Regions from separate parts of the Homo sapiens genome. Here regions 1 and 3 are each linked to region 2. The links are chromatin loops, found by intact Hi-C in ENCODE. Cell type or tissue: MCF 10A. All regions are shown on one strand. Each heading gives the region's core, and the rest is flanking DNA. Links, peaks and the distances in the headings are about the cores only. Region 1 overlaps CTNNA2 (catenin alpha 2). Region 2 overlaps CTNNA2 (catenin alpha 2). Region 3 overlaps CTNNA2 (catenin alpha 2).

Evidence for each region. Hi-C counts contacts between places; a loop is a spot of excess contacts. Peaks named below come from ENCODE experiments on the same cell type or tissue, not always from the same donor. Only the 100,000 strongest peaks of a DNase experiment are listed, where the experiment ranks them.
Region 1: a loop joins it to region 2, with 9 times the contacts of the local background. A loop is called at or near these places in 22 of 110 quality-filtered maps.
Region 3: a loop joins it to region 2, with 6 times the contacts of the local background. A loop is called at or near these places in 38 of 110 quality-filtered maps.

Annotation. Positions count from the first base shown.
Region 1 is chr2:80,233,739-80,244,828 of GRCh38, reverse strand. All of the region lies in intron 7 of CTNNA2 (catenin alpha 2), which reads right to left. Among named protein-coding and RNA genes, the nearest start is that of LRRTM1, 65 kb to the left of the region's middle. In MCF 10A, for the core only: a CTCF peak has its summit at 5,955 (motif pointing right); a DNase peak (open chromatin) is centred at 5,968.
Region 2 is chr2:80,081,425-80,092,514 of GRCh38, reverse strand. The region is part of intron 7 of CTNNA2 (catenin alpha 2); the gene reads right to left. Among named protein-coding and RNA genes, the nearest start is that of LRRTM1, 220 kb to the left of the region's middle. In MCF 10A, for the core only: no CTCF peak of the experiment used is centred there; a DNase peak (open chromatin) is centred at 5,594.
Region 3 is chr2:80,494,223-80,505,312 of GRCh38, reverse strand. The region is part of intron 9 of CTNNA2 (catenin alpha 2); the gene reads right to left. Among named protein-coding and RNA genes, the nearest start is that of LRRTM1, 200 kb to the right of the region's middle. In MCF 10A, for the core only: a CTCF peak has its summit at 6,028 (motif pointing right); DNase peaks (open chromatin) are centred at 6,032 and 8,342.

The DNA.
Region 1 (11,090 bases), core at 1,595-9,594, 150 kb before region 2:
CTCTCTGAGCACCATGCTGAGGATGGTTAGATCTGGGATAAGTAAGCCCCAGAGCCGAGATCCCAATGACCCTAAGATACTGCCTGGTTATATGATTTTAAGATGTACGAAATGAGAGAAGTATTCGGTTGATGCAAAAATAATTGTGGTTTCTTGACGTTACTTTTAATGGCAAAACCCACAATTACTTTTGCACTAACCTAACAAAAGAGGTGCTATTGTCTGAAGCCTGACTTAGCTTCCTTATACTGTGGACTTGTTCTGTTTGAGCAGTGTTATGTGGACCATCTGAGTCTAAGTTACTTCACGTGCCCAGGCCAGTAGTTATGAATTCCTTAAATAAAAATCTGCTCCATGAACAAAACGCTTGACTAGAACCAGGCTTCCCCAGGAGGTAGTGAGCCTATGGGCACTTGTGTTCTGAGAAAAGGTAGAAGGGAATTCTGCTCTAGGCATTTGGGCTAAATGACTATGGTCAGAACCACTTTTCTCTTTGTTAAGAATCGTCTAAGGTAGATTTTTCTATCTCTGAACATCACATGTTAGTCAATCTACAAATAACATGTACTGGATTCTGTAAAAAGAAAGACAAAGCATATGTACTTTCCTTTCTTCCTTTATAATAATGGCCAGAAATTTTGATCCACATTAATTTATTACACCACGGTTCTGACAAACACTATACTGCAAAAGTTCTTCTTTAGTTATTTGTAAGCTCACAAAATAGATAGTTTCTCTTCATGTTAGGTCATTAATATCCCTTGGTCTGTGTTTTTCTTCTTCGTCCAGCCAAAACCTTGACTCTTTGATGTGTGGCCAGAGATGAGGCCACGTTTGATGCAGATGGCCCTGCAGGCTGCTGCATTGATGTCCCCTAGTAGAAACTGCAGCAAAAGCCAGCCAGGATGTGGAGGAATTGGGACTCTCAGTCAGTGGGAATATAAAATGGTACAGCCTCTTTGGAAAAGGGTTTGGTTGTTCCTTAAAAAGTCAAACATACTCTTTCATATAAACCTATTCTAGGTACCTACCCAAGAGTAGCTATTCTACTCCTACATATTTAACCAAGGGAAATGAAGGCATGCAAAAACTTGTACACAAATGCCCCTAGCAACTTTATTTGTTATAGTTCCAAGCTGGAAACAACTCAAATGTCCATTATCCAGGTGAATGGATAAACAAACTGTAGTATATCCACACAATGGAATGCTGCTCAGCATCCATCACCATCGATACACGATGCAATGTAGATAAATCCCAAAATAATCCTGTTGACAGAAAGAAGCTAAAACAAAAAGAGTGCATATTGTTTGATGCCATTTATATAAAAGTCTAGAAAATACAAACTAATATATACTAACAGAAAACAGATCAGTCGTTGCCTGGAGATGAGAGTGGGATGTGAAGGGGGTGCAAATAGCCCAAGGAAATATTAGGGCGTCATGGATCTTTTCATCATCTTGATGGAAATGATTATCTCGTGGAAACCATCAAATAAAAAGCTTATCAAATTGTTTATTTTAAATATGTGCAGTTTATTAGATAACAATTATATCCCAATAAAGCTGATTTTACAAAAGATGTGAAAAACAGCTTAGAAGAAAAAGGAAGACACAGGAATTCCCCCTTAGTGTCTGTGGGATGACCCCCATAATGTTTCTTACTACTCACTACTGAAATAAAAATTTAAACCAAATAACATGCTCATGTCTGAAGAAGGAAATTCATAAAATAGCATTCTATCTGAACATGTTGGTCTCTTCTCTAAACAACCTGACCGATACTTGTGGAGTCACCCTCTAGCTCTTGACCTAGTTCTGATCTGCATTTGGGCCTGTGTTCAAATGACTTCTGTTTTGCACCTCCAGAAACTGTTTCTGGCCCTTTGCTGCTCCCTCCGCCTCTCTCCTCCAGTGGTCCTAGTGAAAACCCATAGCCTGGACCCTGGTGGCAGCATAGCTATTCTGCTCCATCTAGCAGGATCCCTGCAGAATGAAGAAAACACACCACCCAGAGTTACCATCAAGAAGAGAGAACAGACCCAGGCTGGCAGAGGAACAGCTCGGGCCAGACTGCTGTTCAGCTGCCCTATCTGGATAAGGGAGGCATCTGGGGAGATGGAGCCAAACTCTGAGTGGGAAATGCCATTGTTTGAGTTGACACTTAGACAGTGAGGGCTGGGACAGATGTAAACGTTTCCTGCTGCAGCGCAAAATGGAAAGATCACAGGAGGCTGGCACCTTTGATTTGGCTCTTACAGTACCACAAGGAAAGCCAGCAATGCCAGGCTATTTTTAATGCTCAAAGAGCCTAGCAAAAGATTTATGACTACAAATATGTAGTGTGGGAGAGATAAATTGAAGCAGGACTCTCCCAGCTCCAACAGAGGAGTCAGCCTGCCAGCCTGGTCAATAAAGTATTTAAGCCCTGAGTGCTGTGTGGGTTGTCATAGATTAAAATTTGAAAATCTTTTATGGTGTAACAAGGTCCTTAATTATAACTCTGAGCTTTGGATCATTTTCAGGTTGTGCAAACAGCAAGAGTTATGCCACAGTGAACATCCTTGGATACAATAGCCTTTCAATCCAATGTCCATGAGAGAAAACACTCAATTCTCAAGTTCAGAATTATTTTCCTGGAATAAAGGAATCTGAGAGATTTCCACCATAAAATCTTCTCCAGTCTCAGTTGTACTTGGTATTATTTCTCTCTTTTATGGAATTCAGAGAATCTAATGAGCTGACGGAAGTTTCACGGTGATTTTGTTTTCAACTGTTTTTCTTTTGTCACTCAATATTGCTAAAACATTCTTTCTAAAATTTAAGATTCATTATGAGTTAACTTGCTGTGGATTTCAGCTGCTGATGAACTTCTTTGGCTGACAGTTATTAAATCAACAACCTCTCTTGGAAAAAAAGGAGTCTTGAGTCGGTAACTAATAGGACTTGAATAGCAAAATATTTAACTATCATCAATAGATTATACTAAAGTAGTTTTGATTCTTGAAGAATATCTGGCATTAATCTACAGCAAAGTTAACCTTATCCTTAGGCTCAGTGCTTGGGACTGACTTCTAGATCCAACTGCCATATAATCAGATAATCTCAGAATATCATTAACCTAGAGTTAGTTAAATGCCCTATACAGATGAATTTATCTTATAAAATAGAAATTATGTATAGGCCTAAATATAACAAAGATGATAGATAGATAGATAGATAGATAGATAGATAGATAGATATAATAGATGCATTGATAGATAGATGGAGATACAGATGTATAGATATATATGGCATTTTATATACAGGAATGTAAGAAGGGTGTTCATGGACCTGTATAGCTCATAATGAATATATATATCTAGGCCCCAGATGAATCTTAATTTATAAAACAGAAATGTTCCTAAAATGCTTTAAAGTAATAGAATCACTGTGCCATCTAGTAGCTCCTCCTCCTTCCTCCCTCAACTGACTCTACTTACCATTTACAAAGAAACTTCCAAAATTGTTTGATGAAGTTTTTGTTTAACCTATATGTCTCAATTTTCCTGGTCACTGAGTAAACAAATACTGCAGTGCATTAGAAGTACTCCTGATTAAAAAAAAAAGGACTCCATAAAATCAATCACATTTGCAGTGAAAATAATTTCCAGTTGGTTAGATATGAATTTGTGAAGATGGGATACTTTTACAACTGGCCCTTTAAATGTGAAGGCAGATTGAATAGGACAAAGTGGGTGTCCTGACCGAATTAGAACTCCTTCACCTGCCTGAATTGGCAGCCGACTTCCATGCTAACTTCCCCATTTTTCCAACCTTGTCAATTGAACTCAGGGAATTTAGGGCAGTGGGAAGGGCATTCATGGACCTGTCTGGCTCCTAAAATGCCACCCAGCCTCAGAGTTCTAACTATATTCACATGTAAAGTAAAGGGCAAATTCCTGAATATACATACCCTGATGCTACTTCAGAAAATGTACCCAACACATCCATGTTTTACATTATATGTTAACTCCCTCAAACAGTTAAATCCTGTCTCTTCCTAAAAACCCAGGTTGAACCTTGGCTCCACAGTGAAGATTTTAATGATCTTACATTCCCATATGAGATCTTCTTGCCTCTATACCTATAAATTACACTATGGTATTAATGATGAAGGAGCAAAAAAAACAGAATCATGTAACAGAGAGAATTTTTTTCCCGGGGTTATTAATGCTGTGTGGGAAGGAAAGAGAAACAAAGATTTGGACACAAAATGAGTACGAATATATGTTAATGTACCATGGGAGCCAAAGAGATTGGGTGGGTTTCACAGGGCTATACTCGAGAGATAATTTGAGCAAGTAATCTGGTGAGAAGGAGTGGGACTACGGTGCACATATCTGTGGAGATGGCTGGAGGCAGGAATAGCAAGCAATTTCCGTGGAAACATTAAAGATTGAGTGTTGCAGGGGAAACACAGGGTACTAGCATTAACACCATAGAAGTTCTCAAATCTGGGTTGAGTTCAAGTTATTTTGTGTATTCTCTAAGATATCCTAAAGCCAAGGCCAAGTGATGACTTATGTTGTTGATCATTATTTCATGTGTGTCTTAGAGTCACCACTTAGATTGGACAGGGACTTTGTTCATCCTTCTCTAATACCTTCCATTGGGATGAACCAGAACTCAGCTCACTGAGGGTGTTCAATACTCATTGCTGGGTTCTCTGAGTACCACCTAAGAGGTATGTAGGATGCCCATATGGTAGTCCCCACTTATGCACGCTTTCACTTTCCAGAGTTTCAGCTAACTGTGGGCAACCATGGTTCAATGACATGAAATGGAAAATTTCAGAAATAAACATTCACACAGCTTTTATTACAGTATATTGTTATGACTTTGTTTTGTTTTGTTTTGTTTTTTGTTTTTTTTTTTGAGATGGAGTCTTGCTCTTGTTGCCCAGGCTGGAGTGCAATGGAGCGATCTCGGCTCACTGCAACTTCTGCCTCCCAGGTTCAAACGATTCTCCTGCCTCAGCCTCCCGAGTAGCTGGAATTACAGGCACATGCCATCACGCCTGGCTAATTTTTGTATTTTTAGTAAAGACGGGGTTTCACCATGTTGGCCAGGCTGGTCTCGAACTCCTGACCTCAGGTGATCCACCCACCTCAGCCTCCCAAAGTGCTGGGATTACAGATGTGAGCCACCACGCCAGGCCATAACTATTCTATTTTATTATTAGTTATTGTTGTTCATCTTTTACTGTACCCGATTTATAAATTAAACTTTGTCATAGGTATGTATAGAAAAAAATAGTGTATAGAAAAAAAACAGTGTACTATTAGACCTCCACTGCGGGGCTTGGAACGTATTCCCCGTGGATAAGAGGGGGGCTATTGTATTTGCTTCAACTTAACAAATATATTTATACATATGCCCACACACTACATACAATCACAAACACACTCCCCACACACATACACAAACATCCCCACATGATACGTAAATGACTTTCTGACAATCACCCAAGTTTCGCATAGCTAAGCTGGGGGTGGTTACCCAGGTCTCAACTCTAGGCCAAAAGCTATTTTCAGCACTGAAATTCTCCCAGCATGAGAGCACTCTTCAGAGTACATCAAAAGTAGTATCTCATGGAAGAACTTTATCTAGAACAGACGTCTTAAAAATAGCATAATAATTGTAATCTTTAAATACACACATGGATGGAAGACGTAGAATTGGTTACTATATTCAATTATCCTCATACTCAACTTCATCTAATCCTGAGCTGGATGAATTGTTTAAGTGAAAAATTATGTTGTCTTCAGGCTAAAAATCTTCCCCTGCTCTGAAATATTTTACGCCCCCTCTTAACATTTTTATAACAATTAGCTTCTATTGTGAATACGGACTATATTAAGCCTCCCAGCCGACAGATCAGCATGTTGTTCCCCATTCTGCCACTAGGTGGCCGGTAGTAATTGATCTGATTTATCCCTGTGGCGTGAATTCCCAGGAGTGAGACTTAGAGACAATTCCGGATGTTTCTACCGTGTTGATGTCCTGTGGGGAAGCCAGTTTTACTTTACTTACCCTAATGACTATGTCCCTTCCCCCATTCCATCCCTCTATTTCTCTTTCAGAGCAAAGTGCTCTTTAACTTTTACGCTAGCTTCAGGATGTTTCATAAGCAAAGAGGTTCACTTTCTTCCAGTTAAGCTATGGGACTTGTCAGGAACTGTTTCATGTTCTTATTTTCTCTGAGTGAGCTATCATTATGCAGGGGCCTCTCTGCAGGCTGTCTACAAAATCTCTTTCACATCTGCATGGTTAACATCCTCCGTACTTCTCCTCCTCATTCCCTTTCCCAGCTTCATAATAAAAAGGCACATCAGCCTGTAACAAACTCTTGTCAAGACTCAAGGGCTTCTAATTAATTCCTTGTAATGTTATTTCTTATATCAATTAACTCCTGGGGAACCAGCAACTCCCTGTCAAGGCCAGCTCTTTACAACTGCAGAGTGGAAGTCTTTCTGTGCAGGAAGTGGCTACATGAACTCGACTGCACAACGTGCTGTCAGCCCCTCCTTGCCTGCCATGCCGCCATTCCCCTTGCCCTGGAGCCTCAAATGATCTTGAGTAAAGTCATTCCTTGAGGTCACAGAGTCATAAATGGACTTTTATTTCTGGATTCTCCTTGTGAGAATGCACTATTACAGTCCAGAACAGTGCTGGAGCCAGGGGAGGGAGTCTTACCAGTTCCTTCCTCTAGATGAGGTATGCTCATTCCTTAAAGCTTGTCCTTGGACGGCACAGATACCTAAATGTAGCTTTAAGAGACACGTCAGGGGAGTGGCTAGGGGGAGCAAGAAAAAGAAGTGTCAACTTAGAGAAGGTGCTGGACCAAGAAGAGTTGTCACCAACTGGGTATCCAGAATGAGCACCTTAGGAGAGGGTCCAGGCAGCCCTTCAATGAAGGGCAGGTTGAAGACCAACTCAACCCACCACCACTTTGCCCAGGATATAGAGTCTTCATAAAGCAAATCCTTTCATTTTCTTGCTTCATTTCCCAATCCTGAGTTTCATATTCAGGACAGAATTTTAAGAACTCATGCCTATGAAACATCAATGCAGATCCTTAGAACCTTGTAGTTGGAGGAGGTATTTAAAGTCTTGTTGCCCAGGGTAGGGCTATGCAGGTGTCTGTTCCACAGGTGCTTCCTCTGGCATCCAGTCTCACTAGCCCCTTCCACTGTGAAGGCCTGGCACATTTTGGAGTTAACAATGGTAACAAAAAAGGAACAAGAGTACCTCTCCTACTACTATTGCCAAGAACCACCACTGAGAAAACACAACAGTCAGTCTTTAGGTTTCCTTACACCTATGTATAGATGCTCCTCAACTTACAATGAGACACATCCTAATACACCCATCGTAAGTTGAAAATATTCTACATTGAAAATACATTTAATACCCTGATAAACCCATCCTAAAGTCAAAATATCATGCATTGAACCATTGTAATTTGGGTACTGTATGTATTTTGAACAAACACATTATTCAATTTTTTAGCAAAAATGCAGACATTTAGTAACATATCCAAGGTAACCACATTGGATATTAGCAGGGCTGGGACCAGTGTCTCCATATGCTTGACTCAATCATATAGAATATTCCTTCTCTTGTATGACTTGTAAGACACTTATTCTGAACTCATGTCTTTGTGGCTGTGTTTTCTGATCTAAGGATGAGGTTACATGGACTGACAATGGGAAGGGATCCTTGAAATTTCAGGGTAGTACCAGCTGTTGAGATGACACAAATGAAAACTGTGCATTTCTTTCAATATGTTACTGCTTTCTCTCTTAAAACAGAGGTTTGAAAAAGCTTCCTTCTCTTTGCTTTCCCTCTTAAAACAGAGGTTTGAAAAAGCTTCCTTCTCTTTTGTAGTGAAAAAGTCCATGGAGCCTATAAATTGGTGCCATCTCACATTTAATAGTGAGGAGAAGCCTACCACCATTGTGGATTCTCTGTGTCTGATTAGCCACAATGTTTTCCTTTTTGGGAATGAGCCCAGGAAAACTATTTCACTTATCCTAGTGATTTCACAGACATAAGGCTCCTTGACAGATAAATAAAAGCAAGTTCAAGTTCACTTGTGCAAACAGACAATAATCTATAGGCCTACTTTACTGTATTTTTAGACTGACTAGTTGTTCACTGAATCCATTTTCCTTTCCTCCTGCACACACTAGTAGATTACATTTCCCAGTATCCCTTGTGACAGACTGCTGCCTGAGTCTTCATTTGCAAGCAGGATAGGGAGGACTACAAGGCACTAAGTAATGAGAAGGCACAAGATGGAAAAAAGGCTAAGTAACAGTATGACTCTTTGGAAGAGACCACCCATCTCCCTCACTGCACTGCACTGATTTGACCAATAACGTCAACTCTCTTGAGAACTTCAGTGCAAGATACAGAAAGTGGGATTGCCATCATCCGAACGAGCAATCCCATTAATGGGTATATACTCAGAGGAATACAAATCACTCTACCATAAAGACACTTGCACACAAATGTTCAGTGAAGTACTATTCACAATAGCACAGACATGGAATCAACCTATATGCCCATCAGTGACAGACCAGATAAAGAAAATGTGGTACATATAAACCATGGAATACTACACAGCCATAAAAAAGAACAAGATCATGTCTTTTGAGAGAACATGGATAGAGCTGGAGGCCATTATCCCTAGCAAACTAATGCAGGAACAGAAAACCAAATACTGCATGTTCTCACTTATAAGTGGGAGCTAAATGATAAGAACTCATGAACACAAAGAAGGAAACAACAGACATTGGGGTCTACTGGAGGGTGGAGGGTGGGAAAAGGGAGAGCAGCAGACAAAATAACTATTGAGTACTGGGCTTCATACCTGGGTGATGAAATAATCTGTATAACAAACCCCCATGACACAAGTTTACTTATGTAACAAACCTCACGTACCCCTGAACTTAAAATAAAAATTTTGAAAAAATCAGAGAAGCAGTAGAAACACAGGAAGCCACTGATGTGCATTTATGGTGCGACCCTAAGGTAAGTGGGGTGATCAAGAGACTAACACCAGGTACTTGATTCTTCACTGGACTGTGTCTGTAATTCTCCCCTAAGGTGGGGGCAGGGCTCCTCTGGGTTTTCATGAGGCTCAGGCAAATGGGAGTGATCCCAATCTTCTTCTAATAAACTTTCACTCCCTGAATTAACCTGTGTGAGTCTCTGTTTCCTGCAACCAAAGGACTCTCCCAACTGACACAAAGGAGCCAGCAGCCACTTGTTCTCTCCTGCTTCCCACAACTTCCTCAGTCAGTATCTGTGCCACTCACCAGCCAGGCAGCCCCACACTTGGCCTTGACTGGCATCTACTGTTATTAGTGTTTGCAGTGATTGATAGTTCCTTCAAGAGCAGAAACAGCCCGAATACTTGGAAAAATCTCCTAGAGTGTTTAGTACAGTGTCAGGCTCTCCATTCACACAGAATTGCAGTGTTGTTTTCAGGGTTTATGGTTCCTAGAGTTAATTATGGAAATCCCTCTTTTATGGGGAAGAAGTGTGTTAAGCTTAACTCTATGTACTAAACAAACTTACTTTCATATATGCATATTTGAACATTTAAAATATTATTAAAGTAACAATGGACAAATATGAAAAAAATCACAAAGCTTAAAAAGGGAGTTACTAATCTTCAGAATACTAGTTCATTCTAAATTTTAATAAACATAAGAATTGGGTTTGGCATCAGGCATACCATATATCAACGAATGTAGTGCAAATTTTATAAACAAGTGATTAGATAGCCTGCAGGCCAAATCAGCAATCACCTTTCTTTGGTAAGTAAATATTTATCAGACACAGCCACACCCATTTATTTGTTATTGTTTATGGATCTTTATGGCTGAGTTAAATAGTTGTGACTGAAACTGGCCTACAAAACTAAAAATATTTACAAGCTAGCACATACCAAAAAAAAAAAAATCTGCCAACTTTTGGAATAGAAGAAATATTATATTAACCATTCCCCTGTCTTCATAATATTTCTCAGTACTGTGTCGTCTTTCTTCATTCCTTTTATTTCCCCTCTGATCTACATACTCAATCCTGCTCCTCTCAACTGCAGCAGTATCCTCCAATTCAACTCCTATCATCCATTCCTCACCCTCTTGCCTGAGACTTTGCCTGTGGTAATCTCTTCTGTAAGACTTTATCAGCCGAAAAACTCTTGATAGCATCAATCCAGCATTCAAAATGACAAGATCCCTGCTTTACCTTTGAGAGGTCATGAGTAAAAGAACCCTTCCCAAAGGAAGATTATAAGAGTATAATGAAAGATTAGTGAAATATTAACTAAAGCACTTTTCCTAGAAGCCACCAAAAAGAATTAGAGGTGTTAGGGTGGGGGAAAGGTTCTACGAAGATTAATACCTTCTAACATTTGTGCTTCCTCTATATGCAATATTTCCCTTAAAGTATAGTGAGACCTGTAATCCCTGTAGTTTGGGAGGCCAAGGCAGGTGGATCACTTGAGGTCAGGAGTTTGAGACCAGCCTGGCCAACATGGCAAAACCCTGTGTCTACTAAAAATACAAAAATTAGCTGGGCATGCTGGTGCGTACCTTGGGAGGCTGAGGCAGGAGAATTGCTTGAACCAGGGAGGTGGAGGTTGCAGTGAGCCAAGATGGTGCCACTGCATTCCAGCCTGGGCGACAGAGTGAGATGCCATCTCAAAAAAAAAAACAAATAGTGAGTCTATTAGTATCCTTTATTTGGGCATGAGGGTGCAGGAAGATTGTAAAAATCTACTTAGTCAAAGTAGTGATACTAGCTAACACATATTTTATTTACCACTTCTATAGTACTTTGAAGATCAAAAGAACTAGATATAGCCTCCTACAAGGACAACACTTAATATTATGAGAAATCTTTCCTTGTTCTGACATGTAATGAAATACTTCTTCAAAGCTATTAACCCAAAGTCTAGGTGGGATTGCCTGAGTGAATGAATATGGCATTCAATCCCTAACTTAGTGGGTGTCCTAAAGGTATGGATGA
Region 2 (11,090 bases), core at 1,332-9,331:
CTTACCCTAAACCTTTCATCACTCTAAAGAAAATCCACCCAGATTCTTAAACCGCATTCTCAAGGGAAAGCTTGAGAACATGGGAAAGCTTCAAGATACAGGGAAGGAGAGGACTGAGGTGACGGGTGTATGCCTGTTTTTTTCTACTGAATTTAGAACATTGTTTTTACTTGCTATTCACTACAAAGGGAGCTATCTCTTTGACTCCTACTGATGAGGAATGCAAGTTTATTCTTGTGACAAATATTTGCTATACAACTACTTATTTGCACCTGTGCAGAGTTACAACGGCTGAACTGCCTTGTTCTAGGAGGCCACTGTCTAATTGTCTCCAGAGGAGAAACCCAAGAGAGAAAGGCTTAGAGGAACTCCACTAAAAGGGAATCCCAGCAAACGTGGAGGCAGTTCAAATGCAAGGTGAGCCATAATTTACACACACATCTATTAATAATGATCATTTGTCGTGATTGCTAGAGACACAAAAGTAAATAAGATACATTTCCTGAGCACAAGAAAGCTTTTTGGCTAATAAAAAGAGAAAACAAAGGTAACAAACATGGGGTATGTCTAAGAGCATCAAAATTAAAACAAAAATTTAACTTAAAACAACAGTTTGGATGGCCAGAGGATCCTGTTTCACAGAGGTTTTGCATAAATTGATTAGGAAATGCTCCTGTCTTGTCCAGTCCTTCTTCTTGAAATCAACTGATTGATTTGGCTTCATAGGTCCAATATTGTCTTGAAGCTCAAACCTGAAACTATTTCGTGCTCCATTTTTTCTAATGTTCCTGGTATCCCATCACCTCACAGCTGAAATGAGGCTAGGGAGGCTCACCTTGCTCTTCTGGCATTTCCTTCTGATGTCATTGGCATAATACCCCTTCAGTCTGACTTGGTCCCCGGGACTCTGTCCTAACTCTAGCCTAGGTGTTCAGTTTTGTCCTGATTTATACCAGACTGCAGGCGGAGAGTATCCTGCTGGCTCTAGCCCAAATCCCCACAGCTATCATCAGAATTCTCTAATCGTTTTTACAACCTTTCTCTGTCCTACACATCTTAGCATTTTTGACTGATAAGACAGGGCACAAACCATCATATCAGCTCATTTTCCAAAACTGAATCTGGTCCTGCAGACCTTGGAAAACTAATTATGTCTTTTCATAACAGCCTGTGACTAAACCTGATGTGTGAGTGGACAATGGCCCTTAAACCTTCAAAGAAGGCTAGAAAACAAGTCGAATAGTAATGAGTCCTATTGATAAATTGTAGCTCTTAGCTGCAAAAGTGCTTATTCACTGACCAAGAGCCCTGCAATTTATTTTACTTCATTAGATGCTGAATCCTTCAAAAAACTGCTGGAATTCCAAAAGCTTTGAATCTAATTATTATAAGCATGTTTAATCAAACTTTAAAACTACTTGGAGTCTAATGCTGAAATTTAGATGAGACTATACCTCTCTGACACTCATATGTTAATACAATTCCAAATCTCTGTGAAGACATGAAATAGACCAAACATTTTAAACAAAGCAATATAGTACTTTCAATTTTAAAACATTCTCTGCTGATAATTCTTCTCGTGACCATTACTGACATTCTCTTCATCTTCTCCAGAAAATCCAATGTAAAAAAAATGAGAAAGAGCATCTTAAAGATAGAGCTACATATAAAAACTAGAATCTTAGCTTTGGAAAAGGACTTACAGGCTCAATTCATTATGTGATGTTTGGATTACCTCTACTATACTCATGCAGGGAATCATCCAACCTAGACATGACTATTTTCAGCCTCATGGTGTTGTCAATTCCATCTTTGCATATCCCTGAAAAGGCTTCCACCTTTTCTAATATAAACTTCTTTTATGGAAATTTTGAGCTCATATTCACACACAAGTGCACACTGCATAAGATGAGGTTCAAGAACTGAACACACATCCTAACTCAATTTGGAAAGAGCCCCATGAGCCACTTGCTACGTATTTCACAAGCGTCCTCATGCTCTGAAGCTAAGAAGAAATGAACAACAGCTAACTTTCAAATTCTTACCAGAGGCACCCAAAGGGAGTGTTTCCCAGACTTTTCAGTCCAGGACAGCCCTGTGTTCACTGTACTGTATTCCTTTGATGGTGCTTGTAGTAGCAGGAAGCAGACTGTCTGTCTATTCTTTAGTTATTTAGTTCAGTCATGTCTTCTTGACCACAGGGGCCTGCACAAGCACTCATTGAGCATATGCAAACACATACATACAAGCACACAGACTGTGTGTTCCACAAGCAAAACTCACATGTAGGCATGCACACACAGACACACACATGCATACACACAAACACACACACACACACACACACACACACACACACACACACACAGAGAGAGAGAGAGTGAAACTTCCTTTCTTTCTCTACTATGGTCACCACCATCTCTATACTTTAACTTCTAAGTTATAATTTGACAGACCTCTCTTGAGGACACCCTGAATGAACATCCCACATCCTGGCAGATCAACAATGTTTTATAGAGACCCAACATTTTAACACCCTGACTGGGTGACAGAAAACACCTGAAGGCATCATTCTTGGCAAAGGCAGAGAACTGGGGAGAGCTGGGGAAATGAAAGTCCTCCAGCTTGGAGGGCCCTAGAGAGCCACATTTCTCACTTGACACAAAATAATTTCTTTGTTCATTTGGTAAAGTTTGTAGCTGCTGGCTGGCAAGATGAGGACACTGGGAAAAGAGTCCCTTGGATCTTCCCTAAAGCAAGGTCTGATGAGAAAGCAGAATGGGGTGGTAAGTTGCTGACAATACTCATAGTGAAGGCAGTGGGTGAGGCCAAATGATGCTTTCACTGCAAAACTGAGTCAGAAACTACAGGTCAAGCTCACCGCTAGATAAATTTCTTAATCTAATTTTACTAATTTTTTTTGCATTTTGTTGTTTCTTTTATTTCACTATGGTGAAAGAAGTGAAACCGTTAAAATAAAAAAAAAAGTATCTATGAGCGTAATTGGTTGGAAGGAAGAGAGAGCTTTCAAGGTCAAGTTTAGCATACAGGCCAGAGAACCCCCAAAATGCAAAAGGGAGCGCAGGTTGTAAGGGGAGGGCACTAAAGAAGAAACCGAGATTCTAAGACCCTGGTTTTCCTTTGACTTATGTCTTTGCTTTATTAGGGACTCCTTTCTTTGGCTTCCAGAGAAGCCCTCAATGAAAGTGAGAATATAGATTGTCTTTAGCGTCTAGCTCTACATTTTCCAACAACCTTCCCACTTTTGCTCCCACAATTCTAGAAGATTCCATTTTAAAAACTGGCACACACTGTGAGATCCAGAATTTACAGGAAGCCCCCACCAGGAAAATTAGGTTCAGAAAAACCAGCTAAGGAGGGGGAAGTAGTTCCTCTAAAGTGGTACACGCCAAAGAACTTTTCATGGGCCTCCTGGAGAGGATAATAGGTCTTCCACGCATGAATGTTTGTCTGGTGTAATCAGGATGGGAAACACTGAGCTAAACACAGTGAAATGGGTTTATTTTCCCCTCCACTGATCACACTCTCCAATTTGCTGTTGTCTATTATAAATTTCCAAGCAGGAGTAGGAACGTCATATGCACAGAAACCTCTGTCTGACAGGAAAGAAACACTAACAGAAGAGCTGTAGGTCTCAGTTAACAGCGATTTAAGCCAAAGTCTCAGGGTCTTTCAAACATGTTGAGTGTTCTTCTTCTTCTAAAGATAAAGTGTCCCAAGTGACAACTCTTGCTTTGCTGAACAACTTCACCTTTCAATCCTTCTTTCTTTCTTTTTCTCCCATAAGTGAACAAATACCAATTGAGCATCTATGTGCATATAATCCTTCTTGATTTAAAACAAAACCAAAATAATAACCACAGTACCTATTTGAGGCAAATATTTTTTTAAAGAAGAAACAAACAACAGAAAGTATATTATATTTATTCCCAATATAATAGCTTATATTTAAAGATACATTATAGACTTGTTGAATAAATATGTCTACTCCCACTAATTCCACAAACATATGCTAAACCCATAGTATTTAGTCATGCAAATAACCAATAAGGGACAAGACAGCCTTAGGCTAAAAGGTGGCCTGGTCATGTCAACAGGAAGGGTAGCAGTGAGGTTCGGAGGCTGGGCTTTAATTCCAGGCTCAGACGTCTCACTCATAAAATGTAGATAACTACATGGTGTCTGCCTTGTAGGAATCATATATGGGTTTAATAAGATGATTTCAGTAAAACACATAGCAGAGAATGAGCCCTGAATAAACAACAAGTATTATTATTATTGGTTATACTTATCAACTCTAGCTTAACCAGGAATTTTATTTCTCCTCCAAAACAGTGATATTAGGATGATTACATCTTAAATAGTGAGTTTTTCTGAACTTAGGGGCACTTTCTGAGGTTCAATGTTTCTTGTGCTGCTGGAATAGCACAGTCACCTTTCCATGAACAAGAAGGGTCTCAGAACTGGTAGTTCCTTGCCCCTGAGAACTGGGTGGTCGGCAAGGGCTGAAGTGATTAATACGTGATTCAGCCCATTCATATTCCTTCTTGTTAAGACTTCAGGACTATTTTCAGTTGTATCAAAGATAGAGTGATAAAGTGAGACTAGGGAGAGAAAAAGAGAGAGAGAGAGAGGAATAAACCAAGTCTGCCTTACACCTCTGTGCTAGAACTGGAATTATGACAGCTCCCTTGCTACTCCAAGAGGGGGCTGTAAACCAGCCATATGGGCATCACCTTGGAGCTTGTTACAAATGCAGATATCAGGCCCCAGCCCAGACGTACTGAATAAAATCTGCATTTTAATAAGATGCCCAGGTGATGTATATGCACATTAATATTTGAGAAGTGCTACCTTAGAGAACTTTCATTTTCCTCAGGGTTGCCAAACCTGCTCACTCCAGAGAGCAGCCCACACAGGCTAGAGAACTTCCCTATACCCAGAAGGCTACTTTGAAATAGAGGGAAACATAAAAATCCTCAGACCCACTTCACAAGAAAAATCCATCCCGTATTTACACAGACCTGCATACCTGCTTATGGATTAAGCTGTTACACTTTCTGGTTTGACCCGTTTCCTTGTAACTAGCTTGGACCTCAGTTTCTTAATGGAAACAGACATATATTGCACACATCACCTTCCTACCTGTTTTCTCAGTATATAATATTCAACTTGATGGGAGTTGTCCAGTGATGTTCTGTACCTGTGTATTCCTATATCACTTAGGTTTTCAGTTTTATTTCACTCATTTCAGGATATACATAGAAAGTGACACAACTGTCTACACCCTGAAGGTGTAGACAATTAGAATTTGCAAGGCTATAATTGCTGACTCACTGTGAAATGCCTTCCCACTGTTCAGCCTGCCTTTTATAACAGGCCTAACAATTGTTACTATCAGTCAAAGGAAGGTTGACATAGCAAAATAAGTGGTATCTGGTCTGTCTTATAATAGGATTAGGGCATGCATGAGCCGGTGGGTCTGACTGCTTTGTAATAGCTGCTCTGTTAGTAATCCTCAAAGCATCATCTGGAAACACATTTGAGTCACTGCATTTATTTTGAAAAGTCTCTGATAGAGACTCTGGTAACTGCGGCCTCCCAGTGGTATGTTTATGTTGCACAACCAAATCAGTTTCTTGAGGCCATTTGGAAAATGTCTTCATAATGCTTCCTATCTTTGTAAAAGGCTTTGCAATTTACCCAGTGCTTTCCTGTACATTATCTCACTTAGCTCCCACCACTGCTCTGTGAGGTTGGCAGGGCAGGCTTCACCCCAATCTACACATTTCAAGCCTTTGCCTATAGATAAACTTAATAACCTAAGTTAGCTAGGGCTAATTTAGTAACTTCAGTTACAGGGAGTAGATGCCTTGCCCGGGGTCCTAAGGTGAGTAAATGATAAAGCCTAGGCCCAATTCCATGATTCCTAAGTCAGAGCCCTTTTGCCCACTGTGTTGCTGCTTCCCAAATTTTGATTCCACATATCACAAGGAGGTGTCCAAACAATCAAGTCTCTGACCAAGAATTTCTGGATCAAATTAATTGGGTCTTATAATGACCCCAGTTTACCATCTCATTAGTTTGCTTGTTATCTTGGTGCATTTCACTTTTTTCAACACTTTAAATCAGCACAAATAGAAATATGTTGTCTGTGTGGCCTTTGGTTATTTAGAACAAAACTGAGTTCCTCCTATAGAAGGAAGGAACTTTAACTGCCCTTAAACATGAGTGTGTTACGTTTGGAAACCTAGGAAATACTTGTCCTTGTTTTAATTCATTTATTCATTTGTTTGATACATGTTTTTGAGTACCCACTAATGCCAGAATCTGCAACATTTGGGTCAAATTCATTAATCAAGAAAGTATTGTTTTTTTAGATTGCCAAATCACCTTATTGTCTTCTATTACTTGTAACAACATGATGGCTCTGAGGAGGATTTAGAATCACTGATTTCAAGTCAGATATTCCCAAATATCTGCACATATAGGTGATTTACAAAACATCTAAATACAGAGCTATACTTTCTTGCTAAGTTTAACCGTAGGCATACATGTCCCATCAAGATCAATTTGAATTTTGTGCTGTATTAACTCTCTGAGCCAGTCTTTTGCGTTACATAGATTTAGTCAGCATCAGACCTCCCCTCACCCTTCTCTCTTTTCTCTACTTAATACAAGTCATTAATACAAATATTGAGCACAACTGACACAAAGAGGGAACCTTAAAAGTGGTCATTAAAGCCCCTTCTCCATATCACTCCAACATAACTCATCAATATAGGGGAAGCCAGAGAACTTGAAAAAAAGATCCAGAGACAGACAACATGCAGAAAATAGGATGAAATAATGGCTTTAGTAAATCCCTCTAAAATTTTAAACAAACTATGCCTTTTCAAAATCACTCAGCCTTTAGAATTCAACCATTATACATGCCTCAGGAATACAGGTGTGCATACATAACTGTGCACCACCATTGGCCTTATTTTTTTCCCCATAATTTATCTCTTGTGCTCTGAAGTGAAAGTTACTAGAACTATTCGGAAATGTTTGTGTTCTCTTTTTGCACCATGGTTAAGATTTGATGTCCTTGTGCCCTTTTAACTTCGGCATGGCAATGTGACCTGCTTTGGCTAACACAATGTGAACAGAGGAAATGTTTGACACTTTCTGGAGGAAGCTCTGGGGGACAAGTGCATTATGGGCCATATTTCCTTCTCCCACTGATTGCAGGAACATGAGTTGAGGACATAAGACTACACTGAGCAACTGTGATGAGCAGAGCCCTTACCAACCAATATTGGTCATGGAAAATGAATTAAGAAGGCATCTGCTGCATCAAAACTTTGAAATTTGAAAGATTTTGGTTCACCTTAACTTGGCCTATTCTCACTGACACATCTAGAATGTGTTTTCCATGCTCATAAAAAGATATCTGAGTTCCTCTTCTACCATTTAAGGTCTTCTATCAATTTTACCTCAACTTACCCCTCAAACGTTTTTCACAACAGTCACATACTACTATCTGCTTCTTCTAGGAATCCCACTTTTATCAAAACTCCACCTTGTAATGTTCCTTTTGTTCGTCATAGTTCAGTGCTATGTCTTGGGAGCCAAACTAGCCTTCACAATTTTTTTTCATCTTCATTCCTGTACCTAAAACATCACAGAACATCACAGGCGGAGGCAAAATATAAGTAATTCCCCTGACCATTTCCTTTGCTTATTTACATAAGTGCCTCAGGAACTGCCAACCAGAGAGTAAGTAAAATAAACCATAATCAGTTAGAAAATTCCCTAAGTAGTTAATTAATGTATTCATGCAAGATTGTCTTATACCATCCTGGAGGTGTGTAGAAAGCATGATTTCTCCAGAAATTTGCTTTCATTAATCAAGTCAGTAAGCAATATAATAACTACTTATTATAATTCCCGAAGTTTTCTTTGACAAATTCAATACGAGCTGATTGTGTGTTCCCGGACTTAGAAGAGTACTGTCATATATAATGAGCCAAGGGCAATGGGTTGGACATCCTAAAAGAGAGATTTGGAGTCAATTAAAGATAAAAATAAAAAGGACTTTGTTAAAAATTAGAACTCCACAACAAAAGAATGCAGTGCCTGTAAGAAGCATTGTGTGTGCTCTGAGTCAATGAAAATGTCCAACAGAGGACATCTATCAGAAATGTCACAGAAACAGTTCCAGCACTGGGTGGTATTTCTACCAGATGATTACTAGAGTGCCTTCCTGCTTTCTTGTTCTGTGATTTCATTTCTATTTCCCTGTGTCAACTTCTCAATAGTTCCTGTCACTCCTTTCTGAGTTGCTCCTAAATCCCATTACAAACAACAGATTAAGGGCAAAGAAAGAGACTTTTAACTTGTCCTTGGTAATGCAGGTCTACCTAAGGAGGTACTTAGAGAACGTGATTCCAGGGGAGCCCAGGAGATTGGGTTGGTGCAGAGGAAGGCAGTGGGTGAAGAGCTGCAAATAAACCCTCCTCTACAAATGCTCTTGTCTCATCAAGATACATTACCTCTCTGTGGGAAAGCCACCGAGCTAGCATTTACTATTTTGAGATTATGATCCACTTCCCAACCTACTGTTAGCATCCCTACATACCTCACAAAGTAATTTCTTCTTGTAAGATCTTGACAGGAATATTAAAAATTCATAAATGTATTGCCTTTAACCCACAATGAAAAAATACAGTGTAGACTTTGGTAAAGAAGCCTGGTATAATATAGGAAGTAAGAAATAGCAAGGTTCCTTACTCAAATAATACCACATGGAATTATACACATATTGAAGTAAGAATATTCCAGCAAGGCTGGTGACTCTGACAAAGTTCTCAAAAATGACTCTTCAAGAACATCCTCATTGAAAATGAAGAGAATACAGGAATGCTTCCTTCTTTCATGTTTCTCTGACATTGCCTTATTCCCTAGACATTAAGCCAATATGTTCAATTTGACTGGAGATGCGTAGAATACCCATGCCCATCTTCTGCATGGTCCTAACCCCTGCAGGCAAACACAGAAACTTTAATGGTTCTAACTCTCTTCTGTGACCCAGAGTCTTGAAGATCTCTTCTCAGCTTGCTACTGTGGCAACCAAGCAGCCTACTGAAGCAGTTAATAGAACCTAGTAGATTAAAACAATGTTCCCGTAACAAAATGTTTCAGTCTAGATCCATTCTGGCTTGGGAATTTCAAAACTAGTACTGAGGAAACTAGTTTTAAAATTCCCAGTGGCTATTTGCAAGATGAGACAGTTTGATACAGATTGAAACTTTGAATGTCATTCTGCCAATGACTTCACAGCCCCAGTCTATTCATGATAATGGAGTCCAGAGAATCAAGGCAAACCATGTCTTGAATGTCCAGGTTCCAGGGGTATTTCCCACATGAGAACAGAAGGAGGGAGGTAACTGAAAACCTTATATTTTTTCAGTGATGGAAAAATCAAAACACCTCCTGAAACAAGAAGCTATACCCCTGCTTTTTTATAAGATAGGGACAACCTAATAATAATTGTAATACAATTCAATATGGAGCATGGGAGGTTACCTTTTGAGTGCAAGAAATCACAGGGCACAGTCTATTACAGCCCTGTAATGCAAATGTGCTGTAAATGATCTAATTAAGATACTGGTTACAACACCCAATTGTCTCCCAGGTGACACAGTGGAAACTCCATTGCTTAAAAGTGATTTAAAGCTATAGCATATAAAGAAGTAAAGAAAACAACTTGACCCTCACAGAGACATCATATTCTGGTCATCTAATAAAGATAACTTTAATGCTCAATTTTTTCTTCCTGTTTGGAGATAGAAATAGTTTTTAATAAAATACATCCACTTATTTTGAATTTTAAAACTCTCCCAAACTTAATCCAAATAGATTACCATCTCATTTATCCAGAAGTCACCCACCGACCAAATGCACCTGCCTGGAGTTTACCCAAGAACCTGTAAGTAAAAAGCACTGGACTTCAGGCAAATAGATGCCAAAAAATCTTTTTGGCAAAACTTTTGAATTTTCTTCTTAGATTGTAAATTCCTTGGTGAAATGTACTGTTTCATGTATTTGTTCATTCAACAAAACATTATGAGGTACATACCATAAGTTATGCTCCCATTCTGCTAGGTACTGGGGATACCAAATCAGAGAAGCCAATACTGACCCTCCTCAGTCTGTTTAGAATACTTTTTAAAAGAATGGAAAACAAGAAACCAAAATAAACGAAACCACCAAAAATAGTGAACTATTTGAAACAAAAAGAAATCCCATTAATTCTCTAAAGTTATTGAACTAGAAAAAATAGCATCAGATGACAAAATATGACTCAAAAAGCATTTCCATTTGGTTTGAAATGGAAATTTCACCAAACGTTCAGAGCAACCAGATATTGGAACCCTCTGGAGAGACACCCTTTAATTCCTACACTTAGGTCCTCCAACACCACAATATTAATATAATCACCCAGCACTCAAAGAAAACCAGACTTAAGGCTAAATAGAAATTTCATATACTTTGTCTCCTGCATCTAGCTGCAATCCTTTAGTGTCCCAAAATCTAGAATAATCAATCTTCAAATATGGATTTGGTATTAATTATTTCCTCAGCTAATAAAAGTGCTTCTATACAGGATACTTGGCTATGTTGTTGGTTTTCAAAGATGAGAGAGGAGATAGAGAGAGAGAGAAACACAGACACACACAGAAATAGAGAAAGAGAGCAAGAGAGAGAGAGAGAGAGATTGTCTTAGCGGAGTAGTAACTTGGATGGAAAATAGAGAAAAAAAGAAAGTGAAATTAAACAATAAAGGTAAGCAAGAAAGAGCTTTATGAGGGAAAATAAAGTTTCTCCAGGCCAAATCAATTTTTTAAAGCAACTTATATCATGTCTTTTGCAAAGCTGAAGTTCATTGGAGTTTGAGATTTTACAGGAAAAGAACAAAGTGAGAGACAGAAAGGGAGGGAGGGAGGGAGGGAGGGAGAGAGAGACAGAGACTTTTCTTATCACATGTTTCTGAAGGGAGCCACCCCAGCGTTTATAGATTGCCA
Region 3 (11,090 bases), core at 1,401-9,400, 410 kb before region 2:
AAGAGATAAGCCGAGCCCTGGGGTGGGAGCTTTACGTAAATTATCAAGAACACTTTCTTCCTGACTTTGACAATCCAAATTCTACCTGCTTTCAGATGCCAATTCAAACTTCATGTCATCAGGAAATTTGAGCCAACCCTGATGTTCCCTTTATTTATTTATTCATTTATTCATTCATTCATTCTTATTCTCCAATGTGAACATATGATGCTCCCTTTTTAGCTTGGGGCTAAGGCTTAATCTTCTGCTTAGCCATTAGCCTCCGTAAGGCATGCCACCAAGGCAAGCCATGAGAAAGGACCCAGTGCTCTGCTGGGTGTATGTGTGGGACATCTAGGAGCGCCAGCACCTGCAGTTCATCGTCCCAATAAAGAAGTTCTGAGCTGCTTCATGACCTCGTATTTCTTAAAAGGGAAAATATCTTTCCTGACTGGAACCCTTAAGCCAATACAACTAACAGAGTGCAGGTGGTTCTTGAAAGGTGAGCCACAGGCCACGTGTTTAAAAAGCTGGTATTCATTATGAATTGACCCTAGGTCAGGCAGTGATGAAGAACTTTTGTGTATACCTCCATTGAATCTCCATCACAATCCCCGGAGCTAAGTATGATTACAATTCCATTTTACTGGTAAGGCGTAAAGGAGACCTAGAGAGAGTTCCCCACCCAAGGCCCTTCAGGTTCCATGTGGTAGAGTCTGTATTTGAAGCCAGAAAGACTGTCCTTGCTCTCTCTGGCTTCATTCATGTTGTAGACAAAATTCTAAGACCACCCCAAGGTTCCCGCACTCTGGTGTACATTCCCTGTATAATCCCCTCCCCTAGAGTATGGAAAGGATTCATGAATACTACGGGATTGTCATTCCCATGTTGAGGTTACTAATCAATTTACTTTGGTCAAGCAAAAGAGATGATCCTGGGAGAGCCCAGCCTTATCTATGGAGCCCTTTCAAAAGATGGTCAAGCATTAAAGTCATGCTCTCCTAATAAATTAAAAAACTCGCTCTACAGTGGAGAGAACCATGTGGCAAGGAACATCGGGTGGGAACAAAGAGTAGCCCCTGGCTAACGGCTGGCAAGAAAGTGAAAATATCCATTCTATAATCTCAAGATACTGAATTCTGCCAACAACCACAGGAGCTTGGAAGAAAACACTGAACTTCTCAAAGGAATAAAAACTGGCTAACACCTTGATTTAACCCTGGTGAGGCCCTGGGCAGACAACCTAACTAAACCATGCTCAGAATTCTGACCCATACAAACTTTGAGATAATACATTTTATGTTGTTTTAGGCCACCAAATTTATAGTAATTTGAGCTGTAGTAATTTCTGCAAAAAATAGCAATGGAAAATGAATACCATTCCCTTAACTTTCCTTCCATCCAGTTCTAACCCAGCTCCTGAACCTTGGCTCAGCATTCTCTTTTCAGTTCAGCCCCTTCCACTTGGCCTTGCAGACTATTTCCTAGACTCCAAACTTGGCTTGGAAGCTCAGGGCTCTGTTCAGCCACTATCTGGTTCTTTCTCCAGCTTCCCTGATCCTCTTTCCAGGCTCTGGACCCAAACTGACACTGACCTGTTTGGCCAGAGCTTCCCTTTTTTACGGGACATTCCAAGCTTGAAACACATGATCGGGTGCAGGACTTTCTAAACAATATTAATCAAGCTCCATAATAAAGGCCCATCAGAAACTTAAAGCACTGAATTAGGTCTCTAAGAGCCATTAAAAGTTTGTTTGTTTTTCAAGAGGGAATTTGGCACAGAGCTGCAAAAAGAAGAAAGGGGTATAGATTTGATTTTGGGCTCCCCATCTCCCACTTCATACGAATTAGGTCCAGTTGGTATATTTCACAGCAAGATTTTTTTCAAAACAGAGGCTATAATGCTAATAAATGAATAAAAGTCTGGCAACCATTGTTGTCATAGAAGTGTAGTTGCTAGCATTGTCTACTGTGTGATTGTGCGGAAAACATCTAAGCTATGTAAGCTTCAGTCCATTCTTCTCTGAAATTAATAGGTGGGACAAAATGATCTCTAAAGCTCCCTCCAGCAATAATATCCTATGATTGAAAGATTTCTAAAGCCTAACGTTTTGCAATTGGTAGAATTTCTTTCTTTTATTTTTATTTATGGTTTTTTTTTTGAGACAGGTCTTGCTTTGTCATATAGGTTGGAGTGCAGTGGCACCATCATGGCTGAGTGCAGCCTCCACCTCCCAGACTCAAGCAATCCTCCTATCACAGCCTCCTTAGTAGCTGGGACTACAGTTGCATGCCTCCATGCCTTGCAAATTTGTAAAAAAATTTTTGTAGAAACAAGGAGGTCTTGTTATGTTGCTTACACTGGTCTCAAATTCCTGGGCTCAACTTATCTTCCAGCCTCAGCCTCCCAAAGTGCTGGGATTACAGGCATAAGCCTCCATGCCCTGCCACAATTGGTGGAATCTCTTGATTTGAAAGAAGCTTGAGCTAATGAATGACTCGGGAAGAAGGTTCTCACCCCAGCCAAGACCAAGGAGGGCCATGTTTTTCCATCTGGCTACCTGGGTCCCAGAAGGGCCATTTGTCTTCTTTTAAAAACCACGAGGGTACACATGGAGGGTTTTGGCTGAGAGATGCAGAGGGTAGCCTGGATCCTGACCAAATGATGAGCTGCCTGACAGCCTGCTGACCACTAACTGCCAGATACCTTAGGATCAGGGAATGCAGTAGAGAAAGTAAAACCAGCTTTGAGGAAGAGGAAAGAACACAAAATAATAATTGTAGGTCAGGAGCTTAATTTGGAAAAAATGAAAATAAAAGCAGTGCTTTCTTGTAATTTGTCTTTGTCTTTAGACTTCCTTGAAGAATTTTCTTTCAAGGGTGTGTGAAAAGAGGGCCTGCATTGTGGGCAGGCTGAGTGGGCAGGTGCATCTGCAGAGAGGACTCTGGGAAGAAAAAGGACTTTCTGTTTCCACAAATAAGCATACCATAAGTATTTCTCTGTTGCCAGGAATCATTTGAAATTAGGTTAAATCCCATTATTTTGCAGAGAAGTAAGCTTGAAAATTAAAATCTTCCTGGAGGAGAAAAGTCAAAAACAAAGATTTAAATGACTTATGGTGAAAAAGTTCCAAATATTAAATTTTATAGAAAGCAGATGTGTGTGAGGAGGAGCACTGCTGATTTAATGTGTATATATTTAGGGATGGTGCTATTTACTCTAGGCCAGGTTTTTCTATTTGCTGGCATATAGCAGGGTTAGGATTCAATCCTAGGCCTCTCTGACTCCACAGCCATGTTTTCCTTTCTACTACTATTCCAAAGGACCCCAGAATAGAGTGTGTTATAACAAACTTGGAGAGTTTTACAGAAACCAACCTCTGACAAAATTTTCCAATCTTGAGTTCAGCATTTCAGTGCACTGAACAGTACTGGTACCCCATGCAACTCCCTGTAGATTCCTTTCCAAGCATGGTGTGTTCATCACCCACCTTCCATATACTTAGTACCTGCACCCCTTTAAGGATGGATGGTCTCTTGTAAGTTATGCTCCAGAGCACCTTTTGGGATAGATCTGAGTTCAGGTAAAAGCAAACCTTTGCTTGGCTTTCCCCGCATATCCAATTTTGCTTCCCCCACTCCCTTAGGGGTTCCTCCTGAACGCACATTCATAATAAATCCTTTGCACCCAAATCTTTCACTGAGCACTGTTTCATGATGAACCCAAGATACAACTTCATAAGAGAATTTTAAAGGTATGATATGGCAGCTTCCTTGTTATTTTACCTTATTTAATGAATTTCTCTTCCATGGATTCTTTAAGGAGTTTCTAACCCCAGTTCATATTGTTTATGTTCTTGAGCTGGTAGAGAACTAAAGCAGTTCTCTAACCATGTCTTTCAATGTGTCACACTTAATTCTAAAGCAAATGTCTAAGGGATTTGTTAGTAATACAATGTCAGCTTTTCTCATTTCAGTTATCTGTTCAAAAGAATATGGCTCTATCTTTCAGAAGAAAAGAGTTACGGTGATATATTTTTGATTGTGCAGGCTCAAGTTATTCTCTTTCTGAGATGGTGAAAGCATTCTGACTGCTTCACATAATGGGTCATATACTGGCCTAAGCAATCAAGTGTATAAGGGATATAATCATTAAGATGTAATTGATCCTTGTATCGGCATTATGCCAAATAAAGCAGAAATTGCAATCTTTGGACCTATTCAGTTTTCCATTAAGTAGAAGACTAAAGTGAAATAGAGAGATGTGATATTTAACAAGAATTCCTGTCTGGCTCAAGAGATTCATTACATTTGAATTCATCTTAGAAATAAGGAATCAAAGTGAACCTGACCAAGTATATAGACATTCACTCCTCTTACCTGTAAATCAATCAATCAATAAGAAGAAAAACTGCATCTAACCTTGTTAGAAAATGAGCCTTCTGGAGGAGAGATAATAAGCTTGAAGCTTTAATGAAAAATAGCTTATTAAAATAAACGAAACAAATAAAAATGTATATTGCAAAACAAAGTTCCTGAAGTCTATAGGGCTGCCACATTGCACAACTTGAGGCAATTTTCTGTGCACCTCTACCCAGTACACACTGAATCTAGGACCCTTTGTACATTCTGTCAGCAAGAGGGGGAGGGAGAGAGAAAGTGGGGAAAAGGAAGTATAAGGCACAATTGCAAAAAGCTGTCTTCAAAAGTTTGAATGTATTCCGCTGCACACTACTCTCCAATCTCTGAACGACAGATAATTTTTCAATGTCCTCTTTCTCTCTGGATCATTGAGGTATTATGTAAAGAAATTCAAATTGGGTACTGGATCATCCATTAATGCTTGGCAAATGACAGGCACTCAACTGATGTTTGTTGGGTCGATGAATATATGGATGAAGAAATGGATGGACAGATAGATGGGTAGGCGGATGGGTGGATGGATGAATGAATGAATGGATGGATAATAGATGGATGGGTAAATGAATGAATGAATAAATGGATGGTGGATCATGGCAGGGAGCTGTTAAAAGAAGTAGCAGGAGGAAGAGTTTTGAGAACAAAACAAAAAGAGTAAACTTTTATTCTGCATTTTTGCGGATCCCATTCTCACATAGCTTCTGTCTTTTTGATCTCTGCACGCTTTCTTTTTTATATATTAAAAAGTATCTACTTATTTATTCTTCTGGGCTGCATAATATGGCTAAATGCTATGATTTGTAAGCACACGCTTCTATTTTGGAAAAGGTTTAATCATATTCCATTCTTCTACTACATAAACATTTTTTGCATTTGGATTTTTTGTATAATAAGTATTTAAGACTTACATGGCAAGGATTTGTGTGCTTTTAACAATCTAAAGCTGAATTCCTTTTATGTTTTAACCTTTTTTTTTTTTTTTGTAGAACGTTTCAAACATACACAAAAGTAAAAAGAAAAGCATAGTGAATCCCCATGTAGCCATCTTGCAGTTTCAATATCAACATTTTGCTAATCTTATTTTTTATTCTTTTGAGATGGAGTCTCACGTTGTCACCCAGGCTGGAGTGTAGTGGCATGATCTCGGCTCACTGCAGCCTCTGCCTCGCAGGTTCAAGCAATTCTCCTGCCTCAGTCTCCCCAGTAGCTGGGATTACATGTACTCACCACCACGCCTGCCTGATTTTTGTATTTTTAACAGACAGGGTTTTGCTGTGTTGGCCAGGCTGGTCTCGAACTCCTGACCTCAGATGATCCTTCCACCTCAGCCTCCCAAAGTGCTGGGATTACAGGCATGAACCACCATACCTGGCCATGCTAATTTTGTTTTAATTAGCTATAGCTCCTTTAAAAAAAAAAAATTCAGGCCAATGACACTATAAAGCAACCACACAAACAAGTCTGCACTCTTTCTAATCAAACATGCTTTCAAGAGAGGAACTGATAAACTCATTCCCATGAAAATATGAACATTTTTAAAAACTTGAATAATGTACAAACAAAGCAGAATCTTGAGCATACATCCACTAAGTTCACTGCAGCATAGATACAGCACATCACCAGGGGGCACCATTCACATAGAATAACATGAGAGCTGTACGCCTTCAGAATTATAAAATATGGTGGCTTGGTTTATATAACAGTTTGAGAAATACCAGGTAACTCCTTTCTCGGCTTACTTCCATTTTTATAGGGGCCAGAGGAATCATTACATAAATATGGAATATTGGCCATCAATAAAGGGACAGAGTAGGGAAATATTATGGAGACAGCCCTTCCTAACGCTCTTGAAAAATTGCCCCACATAGACTTGTCTCAATCTACGAACAGGGCAATTGAGAAATCACGTTACTTACTGCTTGATAGACACCTTTATTTTAAGTGCATCTGGGTTATGTGTGAGTGCAAACTGACTGCCTTGAATGATTGGGAGGATATTATTTTATGCTGTGAATTTATCTACCTCACAGAGCTGTAAATATAGCTCCATAAGTCAGAAGCCAATTAATAAAAACCCGACTATTTAGCAAGAAAAGGGTTACATATTCAAATCCAGCACCCCCAAATATATCAGGGATGTTGTGAAAAACATGAATTCAAACATATTAAGAAATCGGTAAAAATGTTTTCCAATTTAAGAGAGAGATGGGGCATGGAATGCTGAAATGCTGGCAGGAATGCCAGGGTGGCCTTTGTGATGCCCGTTTATCTGAGCAAGATACACTTGGGTGGAAAAACAATATGAAATTTTTACTGGATGATCTTTTCTTCTTCCCCTAAGCATATAAAAGGCATCTTCATGTATTCACTCTAAATAAGCAATATGCTGAAAGGGCCCTTTAGAATGTACATTTGGGAGAAAGGTGGGGGCAGCATGGAAATAAAGGAACATTCAAGATCAAGGTATTCTTTGGTAGGGAAATACATAGGAGATTGCAATTGGCCTTAAGAAAATCATTATAAGGACACATAAAAGAAGTGTGAAACAATAGGCTTTCAGTCAGTCACAGGTGATTACACAAAGTAATTGCTCCACGAAATCAGTAATAGCTCAGCTAGGCTCATCTAGAAAGTCATGTAGGCCATGGCCATGTCCAGCTATAAAGGGGCTCCCACTGGTTTTGTGAAAGTCTGTGATAATGGGAGGCGGAGAAGTCTTTTGTGAGTTACTTGAACAAAAACAACTTGGGGTGTGGTTGTGCACAGAGTGGTTTTTTTGGTTGTTGTTTGTTTGTTGTTTATTAACTAAGAGACTTGATACCCTGCTCCTGGAAATTGGAATTGTATTCATTTTTTATTGTTGCATAACAAATAAATAGAAATATAGGGACTTATAGCAACCCACGTTTATTATCTCACAGTTTCCATGGTTAGGAGTTCAGCATAGAGTAGGTGGGCTTTGGGAACAGGGTTTCATGAGGCTGAAATTAAGGTGTCAGCCATGGTCTGATCTCATCTGAGGCCCCTTCCAAGCTCACTGGTTGTTGGCAGAATTCAGTTCCTTGCAGTTATAGGACGAAGCTTCCCACTTTCTTGCTGGCAGTCCATCAAGTCCCATGCTCAGTATTTAGAGGCTTCCCACTGTTCCTTCCCCTGTGACCTTCTCCACACATACCAGTTGGCTCCTTTAAGGCCAGGAGGAGAGTTTCTCTCTGTCAGTTAAGATGGAGTTTAATATAATGTAACATAAACAAGTCAGTGACTATCCCATCATATTCATGAGTCCTGCCAACACCAATGGAAGGCATTATGCAGGGTGTGTAGAACAGGGGACAGAAATCTTGGGGGCTATCTGAGAAGTCGGCTTACCATCAGCAGTACAGTATGTAGAAGACTACTCATCTTCTGCAATAGGGAATTCTACGTGATATTCCCATGAGCATAGTCAAAGAGTTTAGTGTTTAGTGTAGGTCTTAAGAAAGGAGGAATATAGACTTCTTCAAGCCTATTCTCTTTGAGAATTCTGGAGCTAGGAAGGAACTAGCTTCTTGCCTTTCTAACCCAGGCATGGGTACATTTCTTTCCCTTGCACTAGCCACTCAGAACTGTGGCCTCTGGTATTTCAGAAAATCAGACTCAAAAGGGAATTTTCATACTGTCCTCAACACCCTTGTGCCTCACACAATGGCACTGTGGTTTGGCATTCCTGCTGTGAGCTCATATGATAGTAAAATAAAAAGAGTTTGAAAAACTAAGTTTAAGATATACTGAAAATTAATGAATCAAACTCAAGCACATGCTCAGATATCTTTTCTTCAGCAAAACTTTTCGGGCTCTACTTCAAAGGAAAAATAAATGCAAATGCTCCTCCTTCATCCTCAACACAACCATCTCCCCACCCTCAAATTCTTTCAGGCGCTTCGTTCATGCTTCTCCTGAGTCACATATTGCTTTAAAAGGCATCGTGTTGATGATGAATTGGTGAGTCATAAACATGGGGGATTAATAGTCCTTTAAATTTAGTAGCAGTTCAAAAATAAAAGTGGAAAGCACTAATTTTTCAAGTCTTAAAATGTCCAGGATATAAAGAGAATTTTAAAAGCAGTCATCTTTCTCCTTATGAATGCAACGATTATAAATTCAATTGTTTGAGCAAATATAACAATTACAAACTCCCTAGCAGCAATGCAAGTCATGAAGCACTAATATAATAAGAATCATCATGCAAGAAGAATAAAATTACAGTAGTTACTAAGTATCGGGTGCTTACCCTGTACCACATGATCACAGCCATTGTTTTTCATCTTTACCCTGACCAGAAAAATGGTTTTATCCAGAAAACAAATAAACAAAAAAAAAACTGTCCTAAGTCATACTAAGTCATATAGCTAGCTAGCTAGTGGCAGAGCTTGGATTTAAACTCAGATTTAATTCCAAGTCACGTTCCTCTCATTATGTGGTAATGCAGTCACTTGGTTTATAATTTACAGGTTCTAAGATAAAAAAAAAAAAAAAAAAAGACAGTGAAGAAGACTAATACTTAATTAGTGCCTTGTATTTGCCAGGCATTATATGTGTATAACACATTACACCCGGCTCTTCACATTTAGAACAATGCACAGAGCCAGCCCATAGAAGAGAAATTTGTCTATATCCCTACATTAGTTTCCTGGGGCTGTCGTAACAAAGTACCACGCACTAGGTGGCTTAAAACAACAGAAATGTATTGTCTTACAGTTCTAGAGGGAAGAAGTCCACAATCAAGCTATCATCAGAACTATGTTCTCTCCGAAACCTATAGGAGAGTCCTTTCTTGCCTCTTCTGTGCCTCTGGTGGTTTGCCCAGCAATGTTTGGTATTCCTTGACTTGCAGCTGTGTCACTCTAATCTCTATTTTCATTATCACACAGCCTTCTCCCTATGTGTCTCTGTCTTCAAATGGCCACCTTTTTTTTTTTTTTTTTTTTTTTTTTTTGAGACAGAGTCTTGCTCTGCCGCCCAGGCTGGAGTGCAGTGGCATAATCTCGGCTCACTGAAACCTCCGTCTCCCGGGCTCAAGCTATTCCCCTGCCTCAGCCTCCCAAGTAGCCGGGATTACAGGCATCTGCCACCATGCCCGGCTAATTTTTGTATTTTTTAGTAGAGATGGGGTTTCAGCATGTTGGCCAGGCTGGTCTCGAACTCCTGACCTCAGGTAATCTGCCCACCTCAGCCTCCCAAAGTGCTGTGATTATAGGCGTGAGCCAACCGTGCCTGGCCAGAATGGCCATCTTTTTATAAGGACACCAGCCATACTGCTTTAAGGGCCCAACCTACTCCAGTATGACCTCATCTTAATTACATCTCCAATGACCCTATTTCCAAATGAGGTCATAGTATGAGGTACTGGGGGTTAATACTTCAATATTTCTCTCTTTCTTCCTTTTCTTTTTTTGGTGGTTGGGGGAGGTAAAGATTCAACCTAAAATAGCCCACATAATCTTATCTTCTACAGTTGTTTCTTTTTCCAAGTCGAAAGCGCTTTAAGAGACAGAAGAGAGTTTAGTTGGTGAATGTCAGACAAATAAGGAGAGAACTAGAATCCAAAGGGCAGGTAGATTCTCAAGGCACAGTGAGAAACACAGGAAACCCTCATAAGCTGGGGAAGGACAGTTGTTTGTATTAATAGGAACTTGAATTTGTAAAAGGACCCAGCTGTAGTGATACAGGTTCAGGAGCTGGCTCCCTGAGTGGTGAGGTAATATCTTAGAATTTTGAGGTTATTAACTATCTTTAAAGTCATCCTGGCAAACCAACTATCCTATGAGTAAACTTTTTCTACAGTATCCCCAACAGGTCATCATTTGGCTACTTCTGGGTCATTCCTGGTGCCAAACATCACGTAGAACCAGGAGCCACCACAGTTCATGCTGCAGATTGAGAACAATATTTCTTTGATAATATTTTTGGTCAAAAAGAGACACTCTAGGGGAAATTTGGGAATTCAATGGAAAATTACGCCATATCTGATTCTGACTCCTTGGGAACTATTTTGCAAATCTGAATTTGTTTATTCTTTGCATTTGCCTTGGAACTGGTTGTAATACCTCACCAGTTTCCTCATTAATGAGTTAAGTAAGATTTTTAACACATACTTACTTTTATTCTATGAGTCATAAATTTGCCTTTTATTAGAAATTATCTTTTAACACCACAGAGACATAAGACATACTTAATATGAGCTAAACTGTCCCTTCGTCTAGCTTTTCTGTAAGCAGTTCTAACTAAATCATGCAGAATAATTCTAATCTCTTTTCCACATCATGACCCAATAAATATTTGAAAATAGCACTCCTAACTCCTCTTCTGCCCCCTAAGTCTTCTCCACACAAGAATCCTCTGTTCTATTTTTTTTGAATTAAGAGAAAAAAAAATCTATGTATAGTCCCCCCCACCATGCATCTAATACTAGGTTATTATAAAAAGTCATTAAAAACATCACCTGTCATCAGGGACAGCCACTGTTACTCTTTTCATGAATGTATTTGGAATCTGTTTCCCATTCATATTTGTCTGTTCTTTAGTCCACAGCCATCACAGCTTTCCTGGGGTGGACTGTGTGCTTCCTGTCCAGTGACTTTGCCTTTTCTTTTCAGTTAGTATCATTGCAGGCACTTTCAGTTCAACTCTCTGTAAAAATTATTGTTTATTAC